Linked DNA regions of Homo sapiens: regions 1, 3 and 4 are each linked to region 2. A link is a contact called in ENCODE Hi-C or POLR2A ChIA-PET data. All regions are on one chromosome and are shown on one strand. The core of a region is the stretch at or near the end of the contact, and the rest is flanking DNA. Distances in the headings are between cores, read along the strand shown. Region 1 holds the start of MRPL16 (mitochondrial ribosomal protein L16). Region 2 holds the start of PRPF19 (pre-mRNA processing factor 19). Region 3 holds the start of INCENP (inner centromere protein). Region 4 holds the start of FTH1 (ferritin heavy chain 1).

Evidence for each region. Hi-C counts contacts between places; a loop is a spot of excess contacts on that map. ChIA-PET counts read pairs that join two places held with the same protein, here RNA polymerase II (POLR2A). Pooled maps may share reads with other maps.
Region 1: a loop to region 2 is called in a map with no recorded cell type, with 8 times the contacts of the local background. The contact joins the promoter of MRPL16 here to the promoter of PRPF19 in region 2. A Hi-C loop is called at or near these places in 1 of 37 single-sample maps with no recorded cell type and 9 of 50 pooled maps. POLR2A ChIA-PET finds 5 or more read pairs at or near these places in 1 of 52 experiments (naive thymus-derived CD4-positive, alpha-beta T cell).
Region 3: a map of CD8-positive, alpha-beta T cell shows a loop between it and region 2 (5-fold over the local background). The contact joins the promoter of INCENP here to the promoter of PRPF19 in region 2. A Hi-C loop is called at or near these places in 3 of 168 maps with a recorded cell type or tissue (CD4-positive, alpha-beta T cell, CD8-positive, alpha-beta T cell and naive thymus-derived CD4-positive, alpha-beta T cell), 2 of 37 single-sample maps with no recorded cell type and 10 of 50 pooled maps.
Region 4: a loop to region 2 is called in a map of CD8-positive, alpha-beta T cell, with 18 times the contacts of the local background. The contact joins the promoter of FTH1 here to the promoter of PRPF19 in region 2. A Hi-C loop is called at or near these places in 4 of 168 maps with a recorded cell type or tissue (B cell, CD4-positive, alpha-beta T cell, CD8-positive, alpha-beta T cell and 1 more), 2 of 37 single-sample maps with no recorded cell type and 13 of 50 pooled maps. POLR2A ChIA-PET finds 5 or more read pairs at or near these places in 2 of 52 experiments (MCF 10A and activated CD8-positive, alpha-beta memory T cell).

What each region holds. Positions count from the first base shown.
Region 1 is chr11:59,809,027-59,812,174 of GRCh38, forward strand. MRPL16 (mitochondrial ribosomal protein L16) reads right to left here and starts at 1,752. Exons shown (of 4, transcript NM_017840.4): 1 at 1,578-1,752; 2 at 829-894. The coding sequence starts at 1,632. RefSeq lists an enhancer at 1,746-1,965.
Region 2 is chr11:60,905,292-60,908,384 of GRCh38, forward strand. It overlaps PRPF19 (pre-mRNA processing factor 19), which reads right to left and starts at 1,294. Exons shown (of 16, transcript NM_014502.5): 1 at 1,073-1,294. The coding sequence starts at 1,091. It overlaps PRPF19-DT (PRPF19 divergent transcript), which reads left to right and starts at 1,488. Exons shown (of 2, transcript NR_186697.1): 1 at 1,488-1,552. RefSeq lists a silencer at 887-986 and enhancers at 926-1,513, 1,627-1,746.
Region 3 is chr11:62,122,738-62,125,784 of GRCh38, forward strand. INCENP (inner centromere protein) reads left to right here and starts at 1,274. Exons shown (of 19, transcript NM_001040694.2): 1 at 1,274-1,426. It overlaps LOC124902681 (a long non-coding RNA gene), which reads right to left and starts at 974. Exons shown (of 2, transcript XR_007062697.1): 1 at 920-974. RefSeq lists enhancers at 885-974, 1,505-1,574, 1,564-2,145.
Region 4 is chr11:61,966,226-61,969,504 of GRCh38, forward strand. It overlaps FTH1 (ferritin heavy chain 1), which reads right to left and starts at 1,409. Exons shown (of 4, transcript NM_002032.3): 1 at 1,087-1,409. The coding sequence starts at 1,200. LOC399900 (a long non-coding RNA gene) reads left to right here and starts at 1,069. Exons shown (of 1, transcript NR_187560.1): 1 at 1,069-2,654. RefSeq lists silencers at 936-1,135, 1,406-1,755 and enhancers at 2,276-2,345, 2,466-2,515.

The DNA.
Region 1 (3,148 bases), core at 502-3,001, 1.1 Mb before region 2:
CTCAACTTCTATATGTAGCTACAGAGAATCTTAGTAATGCTTTCTTTCACCTACAAGTCAAAATGTACTTTCAAAACGTGGTTTAACAATTCTGTACAGAAGACCCTCAGATGTACAGACCCTATTCATTTTTTTTGAGGGTTCCAGTATATTTCTTTTTTAAAAAGTAAACTAGTTTTACGATATTGTGGCTTAAATTTAACAAATTAAAGCTTTTTCACATATCGTTAGATGACTGCATATATGTAAACTTATTTGGAAAGAACATCAAAAGTTCAGGTTTTTTTTTTCTTTTGAGACAGAGTCTCACTCTGTTGCCCAGGCTGGAGTGCAGTGGCCTCCTGAGTAGCTGGGATTACAGGTGTAAACTACCACGCCCAGCTAATTTTTTGTATTTTTAGTAGAGATGGGGTTTCACCAGGTTGGCAGGCTGGTCTCCAACTCCTGGCCTCAAGTGATCCACCCGCCTCCGCCTCCTAAAGTGCTGTGATTACAGGCGTGAGCCACCATGCCCGCTCAAAAATCCAGATTTCAGGCCAATGACTACTGGCTGAGTGGACCATGGGACACACACCAGTGGGAGGTTTTAGGGGAGCTATCTCATTAGACGCTGCTCCGTAAGAGCAAGGAACTTTTTTGGTTTCCTTTGTCTTTGATTTATTTCTAGTGCTCAGAATATTAGTTGGCAAAACTGTAAGCTCTAAAAACATATTTATTGAAAGAGTGAACGGGGATGGGAAACACGAGAACATTCCTATGTCATCTCCCACCCGCTCCTGGTTTCCATCAGAGAAAAGATTTACGAACAGGAGAAAGACAAGCTCTCACCTTCAAAACTTGGTACTGGGAGCAGTGTCTTTACGCCAGCACTGGCGGGGAGGAGTGCCCAGGAATCTACAAAGACAAATCAAGTTAAACGACGAAGGTAACAGGCCGGGACCCCGATACAACCTGGGCCAAAGGTACTACTTCTTATTTTTATTTATTTTATTTTTTTGAGACGGAGTCTTACTCTGTCGCCCAGGATCCAGTGCAGTGGCGCGATCTCGGCTCACTGCAACCTCCGCCTCCCGGGTTCAAGAGATTCTCCTGCCTCAGCCTCCGGACTAGCTGGGATTACAGTCGCCCACCACCACGCCCAGCTAATTTTTTTTGTATTTTCAGTAGAGACAGGGTTTCACCATGTTGGCCAGGCTGGTTTCAAACTACTGACCTCAAGTGATTCGCCCGCCTCGGCCTCCCAAAGTGCTGCTATTAAAGGCGTGAGCCACCGCGCCCGCCCAAAAGTACTTCCGCCGGAGGAGTCTTGAGGTGTGGGATGCGGATTCCACTAAATGGACTCAAAGGCTCAGGCTCCGCAAAAGGCCAGCCGGGATCTCTGGGCGCCGACTCCCAGACGCAGCTGTGACCCTCTTGCACGAACCCCTACGGTGGAGGTCGGCGGTGCGATAGCGTAGTTCCTAACCAGTGCTTCACCAAGCATATGCAGAGCCGCCTTTTGGGTTAGGGAGAAAAAGCACTGGAGGGTGGGGGAGGAAGAGGGGTAAAGTCTTTAGGAACCAAAAGGGACTTCTGACCTGACAAGGGCACCCGCAGGAGCGGCGCACTAGCGCGAGCCAGCAGCCTCCACATGGTCACGGGCGTCCGGCGGCGCGGAGCTCCCCCAGCGACTCCGGCTGTCTCCTGCACCCAGGTAAGCAGCGGCGCTCCACTACCTAGCTGTAATCGGCTCAGGACACCGCTCAGTGGGGCCGGAAGTTGTGTTCACTCGGGTCCACTCCGCAGAGTCCCGACGGAAGCGAAAGAAACTCGAGCGACGGGGGTTGAGTTCCGGGGGAGGTTGAGTTCCTGCGGTCAAAGGCGCCGTCCGCCCAGCCACGCCCAGGGGCCCTGTTGGCTCTCTAGGGTTCTCCTTCCAATCTCCAGTCTTTCCCCAGAAGAAGAGGGCGGCGGGGCGGGGAGTCTTTTGTTTTATTTATTTATTTTTCTGCGGAGTACAACTGTTAGTGCCTGCCGGTTGCTTAGCAAGGTGGTCCCTTACGATTCACAGCCTTTGAGATGATTTTCTAGGGGACCCCTCAAAGACATTAGGAGAATACCAGATTTAGCAATGGTTTAACATGTATAGGGCAATTGCAATGTGTCATTGAGTACCTCATTCGTTAGTCCTGCCAACGAATCTGTGAGATAAGTCATTATACTTATTTTGCAGATTCCATCCTGAGGGTGAAATAATTTAACTTGTTCTGGGTCATACAACAGGAAAACAGTACCATCAGAATTTGAGCACAGTCTGTGATTCCAGAGATCTCAGTGAATGAACAATATTGTTGATGAAAAGAGTGAAATTCTGTAAGATATTGGAAGAGATTTATTCTGAGCCAAATATGAGCAACCATGGCCTGTGACACAGCCCTCAGGGGGTCCTGAGAACATGTGCCCAAGGTGGTAGAAGTGCAGCTTGGCTTTATACATATTAGAGGGGCATGAGACATCAATCAAATGCATTTAAGAAATACATTGGTTTGGTTCAGAAAGGCGGGACAAGTCAAGGTGGGCTTCTAGGCTATAGGTAAATGTAAACATTTTCTGGTTGACAATTGGTTGAGTTTGTCCAAAGACCTGGGATGGATAGAAAGGAATGTTCAGGTTAAACATAAATGATTGTAGAGACCAAGTTTTATTATGCAGAGGAAGCTCTTAGATAGCAGACTTTAGAGAAAGACTGTTGTAAATTGTTTTTTTATCTGACTTAAAGGGTGCCTGGAGGCCGGGCGCAGTGGTTCACGCCTGTAATCCCAGCACTTTGGGAGGCCAAAGCGGGCAGATTACCTGAGGTCAGGAGTTCAAGACCAGCCTGACCAACATGGTGAAACCCCGTCTCCACTAAAAATACAAAAAATTAGCTGGACGTGGTGGCGGGTGCCTGTAATCCCAGCTACTCGGGAAGCTGAGGCAGGAGAATCACTTGAACCTAGGAGGCGGAGGTTGCAGTGAGCCGAGATCACGCCACTGCACTCCAGACTCCAGACTGGGCAAGACAGAGAAAAAAAAATATGCCTGGCTCTTAGTTGATTGTCTCCTGGATCTGGGAAGGAAGGAAGGAAAACAAAGGGGAAAGAGAATACCTATAGAAATGGATTTTTCC
Region 2 (3,093 bases), core at 44-2,543:
AGGAAGGATGGTGCTGGGGAACGTAAAAGAGAGCTTCCCGAAGATTGGAAGGAAACAATAAATGTGAAGGTACTTTGCGAGCTGTAATTTCTTCAAAGTGAGGGATTCCTTTTCCATCATTTCCCTTCCTTCTTCCCCCTCTTTGGATCAATGTACAGGTTCTGAGAAGAGAAGGAAGTGAATAGCAAAAGGGAGGGGAAACGAGTAATCTGATGAAACAACGAAAAGGGAAAGGAAAATGTCTGTACGTCATGATAAAATATCAAAGGGAAAGATAGTGGAAGGTATGAAAAAAGCATGGATTCAGGGTCCAAGATCCGTGTCACCTAACTACGTCACCCAGCTCTGCCACTGACTAGCTACGCATCCTTAGATAAGCCCCGCTCTTCCTGCGCCTTGCATCCTCATCTGCAAAACCAGGATCTTTATTTCTCCTTTAGGGAATTCTTGTGAGGATAAAATGAGATCATAGACTTGGAAGCGCGTTGTAAACCAATAAGGGCTTATAAATGTGCGCTGTTTTTATTAGTCATACAGTGTAAGGCTGGGAGCCAGATACCTGGCTGCCAGCCTTGCCTCTACCTCTAACTCATCATGTGACCTTTGCAAATTGCAAAAGCTCCGACTATCCGAGCGAGGCCTCGCAAAACATCCACTGCAATGCTCTCGATTTTGCAGATGGGGAAACCGAGGCCCAGAGCCTTGAGCCAATTCATAAAGCCAATGGGAGGCGGACCCTGGACAAGACCTCGAGTTTTCTGACTCCTACATTAAGGCTGCTTCCCTTGCACCAGCTCTCTCTGTCCAGACCTGTTTCCACTCTGTAGAATGAGGCGACCGGCCTCAGTAATGTCTGCGACAATAAACCTCAGGCACTATGTAAACTGCGGGGCACTGCGCAAATGCACCCCGCTCCGACGGGGGGGGCTCCGGTGCTGACAGGCCGCCGCTCGGCCTCCGGAGCGCCCCATTCCCGCCTCCACCCCGGCCCGGGCGCCGCAGCGGACCGCACACGCTCCCGCGCCGCTCTCTGGCCTCCTGAGACCCGCGCTTGGCCGCAGCCAACACTCACTGGAGCAGATTAGGGACATGGCGCCGTCACCGTGCTCCGAGGCGCCACACGCCGGGCTCCGGGACTAGCTTCTGAGCCTCCGCGAGCCACTTCCGGTCCCCCGCTGCTGCCGGGACTGCTCCGCGGCGAGCTGGGAGCCGCCAGCCGAGCGATGCTAGCGTAGCGCTTCACGTGGGAATGGGGACAGCCGCGCGCCACAGCCTTCAGCACCTAACGGAAATTGCCCTTTCCCAGAATGCAGCCGGGCAGGAAAGGGCCCGCCACGAACACTCGGTTATTTCCGGATTGACTCGGCTCGTTCCGTAAAGCGCCGGAGGATTGGCTGGGGCGTCGGGAGAGAGGAGGCTCGAAACTACATTTCCCATGACGCAGTGAGAATTTAAAACCAAAACAATTGGACAGCACTTGTTTTGACAACTGTGCGGCACTGTGCCACGGGACCCTGGTCTTTGAAACCTTGGCGTGCGCGAGAATTTCCCAGTGAGTTTGTTAAAATGCAGATTCCTCGGGTCTGCGTAGACAGACTGTGCCCCACGCTTTTCTAAGTCAGTTGTTTCTCGGGCTACCCTTTAAGAGACACTGCTGGATGGCCTGGTGAAGAAAATACAGAAACAGATGGGTACAAGAACTAAGAAAACGGCTAAGAAAGTGTTTTGGTCCTGACTACTACCATTTCGCTCTGTGATTTGGGGCAATTCACATTGCCCTTTCTTCTTTGTCAAAAGACAAAATCACAACAAACTTAGTTCAAAGATTTTTTTTTTCTTAAGAGACGGACTCTGGCAATGTTGCCCAGGCTGGAAGGCAGTGGCTATTCACAGGTGCGGTCATAGCAATCATGGCTATCACAGGTGCATCCTGGAACTCCTGGCCTCAAGTGATCCTTCTGCCTCAGCCTCCGGAGTAGCTGGGACTTAAGGTGCGATTCTATAGAATTGGGCAGTGCCTCATACTATAAAATATAATGGTTGTTCCAATGAGCTGAACAGGAGAACTTGGTTTTATAGACAGAAAAGGACTGAGGAAAACAGGAACAGAGAACAAAAAGCGGATTGGTCATTTGGTAATTTCAAAATTACTTTTCTTGTAAAGGTTAAAGTGGAGGGGACTTATCATGCCACCTAAAACTTGCCTGTTTGGGAATTTAGCTCCCCCCTACACACACACACACACACACACACACACACACACACATACACACTCAGAAGGTCGTAAAGATCTTCGTTTCAGCTTATTGGCGTGGAGCTTCAGCAGGACTAACTCTTTTTAGCTTGGTCTGTTAGGCCTAGCAGAAGAGCTCAGTCCAAACCAATGGCCTCCTATAAATTTCTTTATTTTGTATTTTGGATTTTGTATTTTCTATTTCTCTTCCAGCTCAGATAGTGTATGATTCTTTGTGGATATCTGTAAGATAAGATACTCTCAGGAATCATGCAAAAGACGTGGTGTGGACTGTAAGGTATCAAGACAAAAGGGCAGGATGAACAGGATGTGAGTGAGAGGGACTTTGACAGGTGGGCAGTATTCAGAGGAGAAGGAGAACGAAAGGCATTCCGGAAGAAGAAACAACGTAAGCAAAAGCTTGGAGAGAAAAATAAAAGTTACAGGTACAAAAGGCAATATGGCATAGTGGCCAAGAGCATGGACTCTGAAGTCAGACTGTGTGCTCAAATCCTAGCACCACTCAGGTGATTGGCAGTATGAACTTCTCTATGCCTTAGTTTCCTCATCTGTAAAACAGAGGGAGTGATGACAAGGGTAGAACTAACTCACTGAACTCTTATGAAGAGTTAATATGCAAAAGGGCATCTCATCTCTGTCTTGCACCAACAAAGTAACTTCCCACTTGTTCCTTGCTTCCAGCCTGGCCTCCTCCTCCTAATCTACTTTCCACAGAGCAGACAGTGATCCACTTTGAACGAAATATCTATTCATGTTATTCCCCAGGCATTTCATTCATCCAACAAATATTGATTGGGTGCTTCCTATGTGCCAAGCCCTATTGTAAAAACTGGAGATAG
Region 3 (3,047 bases), core at 24-2,523, 1.2 Mb after region 2:
TGTGTTGCCCAGGCTGGTCTCGAACTCCTGAGCTCAGGCAATCCACCCGCCTCGGCCTCCCAAAGTGCTAGGATTGCAGGCGTGAGCCACCGCGCCCGGCCAGAGATTCTTTTTTTTTTTTTTTTTTTTTTTTGAGACGGAGTCTCGCTCTGTCGCCCAGGCTGGAGTGCAGTGGCGGGATCTCGCCGGCCAGAGATTCTTTATAGGACATATTAGTCCTTGTCTTTCCCCCCCCGCCTCCATATTGGAAAGATGAACTAATTGAAATATGACTTAGTAAAAACATTGTGCCAACTTGAAACCTTGATTTAGTAAAACATCTCAATGTTTAGATCCTTTGTCCAATGGTAGTATTTATCAGATGTATTCAGCTTGCTCAGAAAACCAAAAGGGCATTACAACCACAAAAGCAAAGAAAAATAAGAAAACGTCCCATGTTTGGATCTTGTTCTACTTGTAAAGATTAAATTGAAATGATTAGGCTTTTCGATTCATGAGCCAAATACCGTAACACCCTGGCCTTTGATGGGTTTGGATTTTTAACATTACTCCTGAGATTTCAGGAAGTGGGGTTACAGTTACACTCCTTATAGCTGCTAAGTGTATTAAGTTGAATGTAAGGATGCATAATATTGTTTGAATTGAGCCCCACTACCAATTCTTTAAAAAATGGCATGAATTCCTATACGTAAATGATTTGGTGGAACTATTCCATCATAATTTCTAAATTGTTTATATACCAAGGTAGCCTTAATTTGTATATGTTTCAGTACAATGAAATTTTACTCCCTCTGGGATGCTGTTTGGTTTGTATTTTGAGGAATGTTTTTCTCATGGGAAGAGGAACCTATGACTTCTGTACCTAGATAATTTGTTACATTAAAAAGCTGGTCTTTCAGCAATGTAAGTATATACATACATGTTTTTATGAGGAAAAAAAAGCAGCAGAGATCAGAAGACTGCCACCGTGCTTGGAGAAGAAAGAAAGCCGCGCGTGGCCTTCGCAGTGCTCGCCGGGACTCGTAGTTCCAGGTCTGCGGGCTCCTCCCAGGCGGGGATCTACTTCCTCTCTCGGCCGCGGCCGCAGCACCCGGAAGCTGAGGGGGCTTAAAGTCTTTCGCTTCCTTTCCCCGCCTCTTAGTCCCGCAGATTGCTAGTGGATATGGCCAATAGGAGGGCTGACTGGTACTTCCTGTTATTTGATTGGCTTAAAATTTTGCAACCGCCCGGACAAACTTGCCGAGGATTGGCTGAGCCTTCAGTTTTGAAAATCATAGTTTTCGCCCGCGCTGCGCCGCCTGGTTGCTCCTCCCGTGCGGTGAGTCCCGAAGGCCCGGAGCCAAGTGGGTCTGGGCAAGCGGGGCCTTACCTAGGGATACCACCGGACTTGGATCGGAGCAGCCTTCAGGGGACGTGGCGCAGTCGAGTGAGTGCGCGTGGGCGTGGGGATTGGGGGGTGGTTCGCGATTTTTTCCCCGGTCCTCTGCTCCGTCCCTGTCGACTCCGGACCAGGGTCGTGACTCCCCACCCCAGCCCCTGGCTACCTGGGCATATGAGGGTCACCTCTTCCAAGTGGCGAGGTCGCCTGCCTTGGTTCTCGGGCCCGAGATGCCTCCCACCCTTTCCACCTAGGCCCTCAGCTTCCTAGAGCATAGCCCCGTTCCCTCCGCTCCCGGCTGCTTGGCACCTTGTGCCTGTGAGGATTAGTGTTGACTTGGACGCGCAGGAAGCCCGAAACCAACCCGGTTGTTTGGCGGAATGATGCCAGATGGCATTTCTGTGCAGTTAAACCCCTCTCTCAACGCCCCCGCCCCCAGCTGAGCAGCATTTTAAACTGACCATTTCCGGAGGCTGGGCCGCCCCTTGTCACTCCCCAAGCCTGTTCGCTGTCAGCGGTTCAGTCTCATTCAGCTAACATGGGTTGCTCGCGGGGTTGCCCAGAGCCAAGACTGGGCACCTGCCTTTCAGAAGTTGATATCTAGAAGGCGGTATAGCCAGTGGTTAAGGGCACGGTTTAAAGGCGGTATAGCCCGTGGTTAAGGGCACGGTTCTATTTATGCCCCTGATTTACCGGCTGATTTTGACTTCTCTTTGCCTCAATTTCCTCATCTGCCCATGCGTATCCTCAAGGTTGTGGTGAGAATTAAATGAGATGATGTCTGACTCGGGCATGGAGTATGACTCAGTAAATGGGAGCAGCTGCTATGCGCTTTCTGCACAGAGGTGTGGTAGGCGCCCAACTTACAGCACCCTGAAAAGGACAGGAGTCATAGAGGAGGACGATGGGGCCTTCAGTCTGGTGTATGGTGTGGAAGAAGTGTTGGAGAGGAGGAAGACTGGAGAGTGTCTTCCTCGGTGAGGTGTTGAGTGCTCTTTATCTGTGTGCAGGTGCTTACATGGGTTGAAGAAGAGATTTTTGCTGCTCTTCCAGGAGCCTGATTCTTGGTACACTGATTCCTTCTTTTTCAGGGTCACCTCTGTTTTAACTTACGGTAACCCTTTTTAAATCGTTGCGCTAAGGTCTGCTAGAAGCAAACCTCCCCGTGAAAGAAGTCCAATTGCTTTCATGGACTTTGTGAAAGAAGCTCTCATCCACGTTGCCCATTTGAACAAATACTTTTTAAAAAGTTAGCCAGTTGTTGCTTTTCTCTGCAAACCTTTGGCTTCCTTAAACAGTTTTCTCTTTTCTGGCCTGAGGTCCTGCGCTTTGCCAGGGCTGTGGTCTGGGTGCAGAAGGGTTAGGGGAAGGTGAGGGATGACAGTGAAAAGGGCTTGCCCATGATTGGCTGGCTGCAGAGCCGAGGTTTCAGCCCAAAGCCTGTACGATCCTGCCCATTTGGCCCTGCCCTGATTATTGCTGCCCTTGGCATCTGGGAACAGGGGTTTTGAACATGTGTTGGTCAGTTCTAACCTGTGCAGATTAAGTTTATTTGGTGCCCTTTGTGTGGTGGGATGAGCACCTATAGGATGTTTATTTCTAGGTGTAGAGTTGATGGGTGGATTAATTCATTTAACAAATAGTCCTTGTTGCCAGGCACTGCTGTGCT
Region 4 (3,279 bases), core at 159-2,658, 1.1 Mb after region 2:
ATCGCGCCACTGCACTCCAGCCTGGGCGACAGAGCGAGACTCTGTCTCTCACACACACACACAAATTAAAAACCCCCATGCAAGGTGGCAAATGTGGACAGTATGTTGATGTAAACATACTTTTATAATAGTTATATCACAAAAATTTGATTTTCAGTTTTAGACATTTGATGTAGTCAAGTGTTTGTGAAAGGCAGTGACAGTCACAGAAATACAGGCCTGTTTTCAAATCCATTTGGAACACATTTATTCTTGGGATAGTTTGGACAATCACAAGGCAATTCTAAGGAAGACTCCCACGACACTGCCTAAGACCAAGATTTGGGAAAACTGATTCCACTGATCACTGAAAAATTTCTTGCCCAGTAACTGTCGGTGGACTTTATCCAAGAACTGGGGGTTCAATTAGTAGGCCAAACTCCACACCTCTTACAGTAAGATACATAAAAGATAAATTAGGTCCCCTAGGCGCAAGGTCAGGTGACACTTCGGTGACTGCAGAAGGGGCGATTCCTAGAGATATGCTTCAAAGCAAGTGGGACTTAGAGATAAGCAGAGCCGAGAGGTGGATACGGCTGCTCGAGAGGGATCTACCCACAAGATAAGCCACCTCCCGCCAGCCCCCAAGGTTTGCTATTCGACACCGTTACCCAGCAGCTCCGCCACACACAGGCGGACGGGAGCTGGATACCTAAGCAAAAAACGCTGGCATTTAGGGCCAAATGCCGGAGGCAGAGGAAAAGATGGGAAAGCAAAACTCCACCTTCCTAACCGCAGGATTGATCACACAGGCTGGCAGTCTTGCAACCCCAGGATTTCAGGACACCAAGGTCTCCTTAAAAAAGAAGGGTGTGCAGAGGCGGCCCTGGCCTAGGAGGGAGCATTCTCAGGGTACAGCCGAGAAGAACCAGCTGCCCCGACTTTCTGCGCCAGAGAAGTCCTCGGAAACCTCGAGCAGCCTCCATTTTCCAGAAGGGCGCAGGGAGGCGGGAGAGCCCGCGGGTGGCCACACCCCCGGCCCGCCCCAGCGCGCGCCCCGGGAACCGCGCCCGGCCCCCGCCACCGCTTAGGCCCGCCCGCGCTCACCATGGACAGGTAAACGTAGGAGGCGTAGAGCTCCAGGTTGATCTGGCGGTTGATGGCGGCCTCTGAGTCCTGGTGGTAGTTCTGGCGCACCTGCGAGGTGGACGCGGTCGTCATGGCGGCGACTAAGGAGAGGCGGCGGCGGCGGCGGTGGCTGCGCGGCGCTGGAGCGGCGGCGGGGGCCTTGGGGCAGTCCGAGGGTGCGGTGAAGAGGTGACGGAGGGCTGGCTATGGGCGGCCGGCCGGGGTGGGGAACGAGCGCCGGGTTCCGTCCAAGCACTGTTGAAGCAGGAAACCCCGACGACTCTCGGCGAAGAACGTCTGGCCCTGCGGGTCGCTTGTGGTCTCTTATAGCCGCGTCGGCGTCAGGCCCGCCCCGGCCAATCAGCGCCGCCCGCCCCGAGCCCGCTCCTTCCGGTGGGCGCGGGACCCCGCCCCTGCTGTGGGGGAGGGGCGGCCGCTGGAGGCCCTCGCGCGCTCTGGCGGAGCTCGGGAGCGGGGACCGGTAGCCGACTGCCTCTGGGACAGCGGTGGCGTCTCTGTGCCCGTTTAGTGGAGTTGGAGGGAAGCTGCGAGGAGGCGCAGGAAGTCCACCTCAGAACCCCCCCCCCGGTCTAGGGGCGCCCGGGCGTTGGAACCGGCGGGGGAAGGGTGCGGGGGCGCATGGGGTGATCCTGATTCGGCTCCCATTTTCCCGAACGGGCACCCTGAGGCTCCTGGCCCGGGGCATGGTGTTAGAAATCATAGCTGCGGAGAAGCCCTTGTGACACCTTGCTGCAGATTGGGAAGCTGCAGATGATTGGGAAGGTGGAAGGTGGAGACGCGGTCCTTAGGTGGTCGAGCGCATTTTCTCTTCCTCAGAGTCCAGGAAGGAGCGCGATGGAGAAGTGGGGCGCACGGCGGGTTTCGGGTCCGCCCCTGCCCTTCCGACTCCTCCGACCACGTCTGCCTTTGGCTGAAAGCAAATATGGCTCCGTGTGCGGTTTCTGCAACAAAGGCTGGGCGGGCCGGGTTTCCCTAGGGATGGGGACCGCCTCCCCGGGGAGTCGTGGGGGTGAGCCACCGGGGCCTCCGAGAGAATCGCTGGTGTCGCTTCGCACCCAAGGGACACATCTCGGGTTAGAAAGGAGAAACGACGTGGATCTAAAGGCGAAGCCCATGCTGAGGACTTTTCAAAATGGCCTCTTATCGGCCCCACTCACAGGAGCTTCAGGCTTCGGTGGCCCTGTAGGACAACCCTGGGGTGTCATTGGAGAGAAGCTGACGGGGTTAATGGCGGGTGACAGGTGAAAGAGACCCCGGAGGGGTGGGGCCGGTGTGTGTGGCTAAGCTGAGTCCCAGGCACAGGGTGGATGTGAATTTATGGGTGGCAGAGCTAGAGCTAGGCCCTGCCCTTACCTAGGTCCTGGCTTCGAGGTCCACTGTTCTGTCGCGTCTTTTGACGCATCGGTGGAAGAACTGAATTTCAGGATGCTCACAAACCTGCAGCTGGAAGCTAGACTTCCAAACCTTAGTTTAAAAAAGCAACTCTACTGAAATACTAAAATAAATTGCCGACGGAATTAGGGTGATTTCTTGTTCACGGTTTCATTTAAAAATGCACCTATGTTATTTACAGGAAAAACGTTTTAGTGGTGCTAGAGCTACAAGAATAAGGTAAACAGAAGGATGCTGCTAGACCAGGAGTACCTTACCCAGTCTGGGATAGGAGGAGGTCGGGGAAGCCCTCCCTAAGCAAGACACGTGAGCTGAGTTTGAAGAAAAAGTTAAAAGGAAGGTGAAGTGCGGGAGAGAAACAGGGAAGGGAATTTGGAGCAGAGTGAACAGCATATGCAAAGGTGTGGAAATGTGGAAATGCATGGCCTGTTAAAGCTGCCTTAAGAAAATATGTTGCCTGGGGCTGGGCGCGGTGGCTCATGCCTGTAATCCCAGCATTTTGGGAGGCCGAGGCGGGCGGATCACTTGAGGTCGGAGTTGGAGATCAGCCTGGCTAACTAACATGGCTAAACCCTTCTCTACTGAAAATACAAAAATTAGCCGGGCGTGGTGGCATGCGCCTGTAATCCTAGCTATTCTGGAGGCTGAGGCAGGAGAATCGCTTGAACCTGGGAGGCGGAGGTTGCAGTGAGCCGAGATCGCGCCTTTGCACTCCAGCCTGGAAGACAAAACAAAACTCCGTCTCAAAAAAAAAAAAAA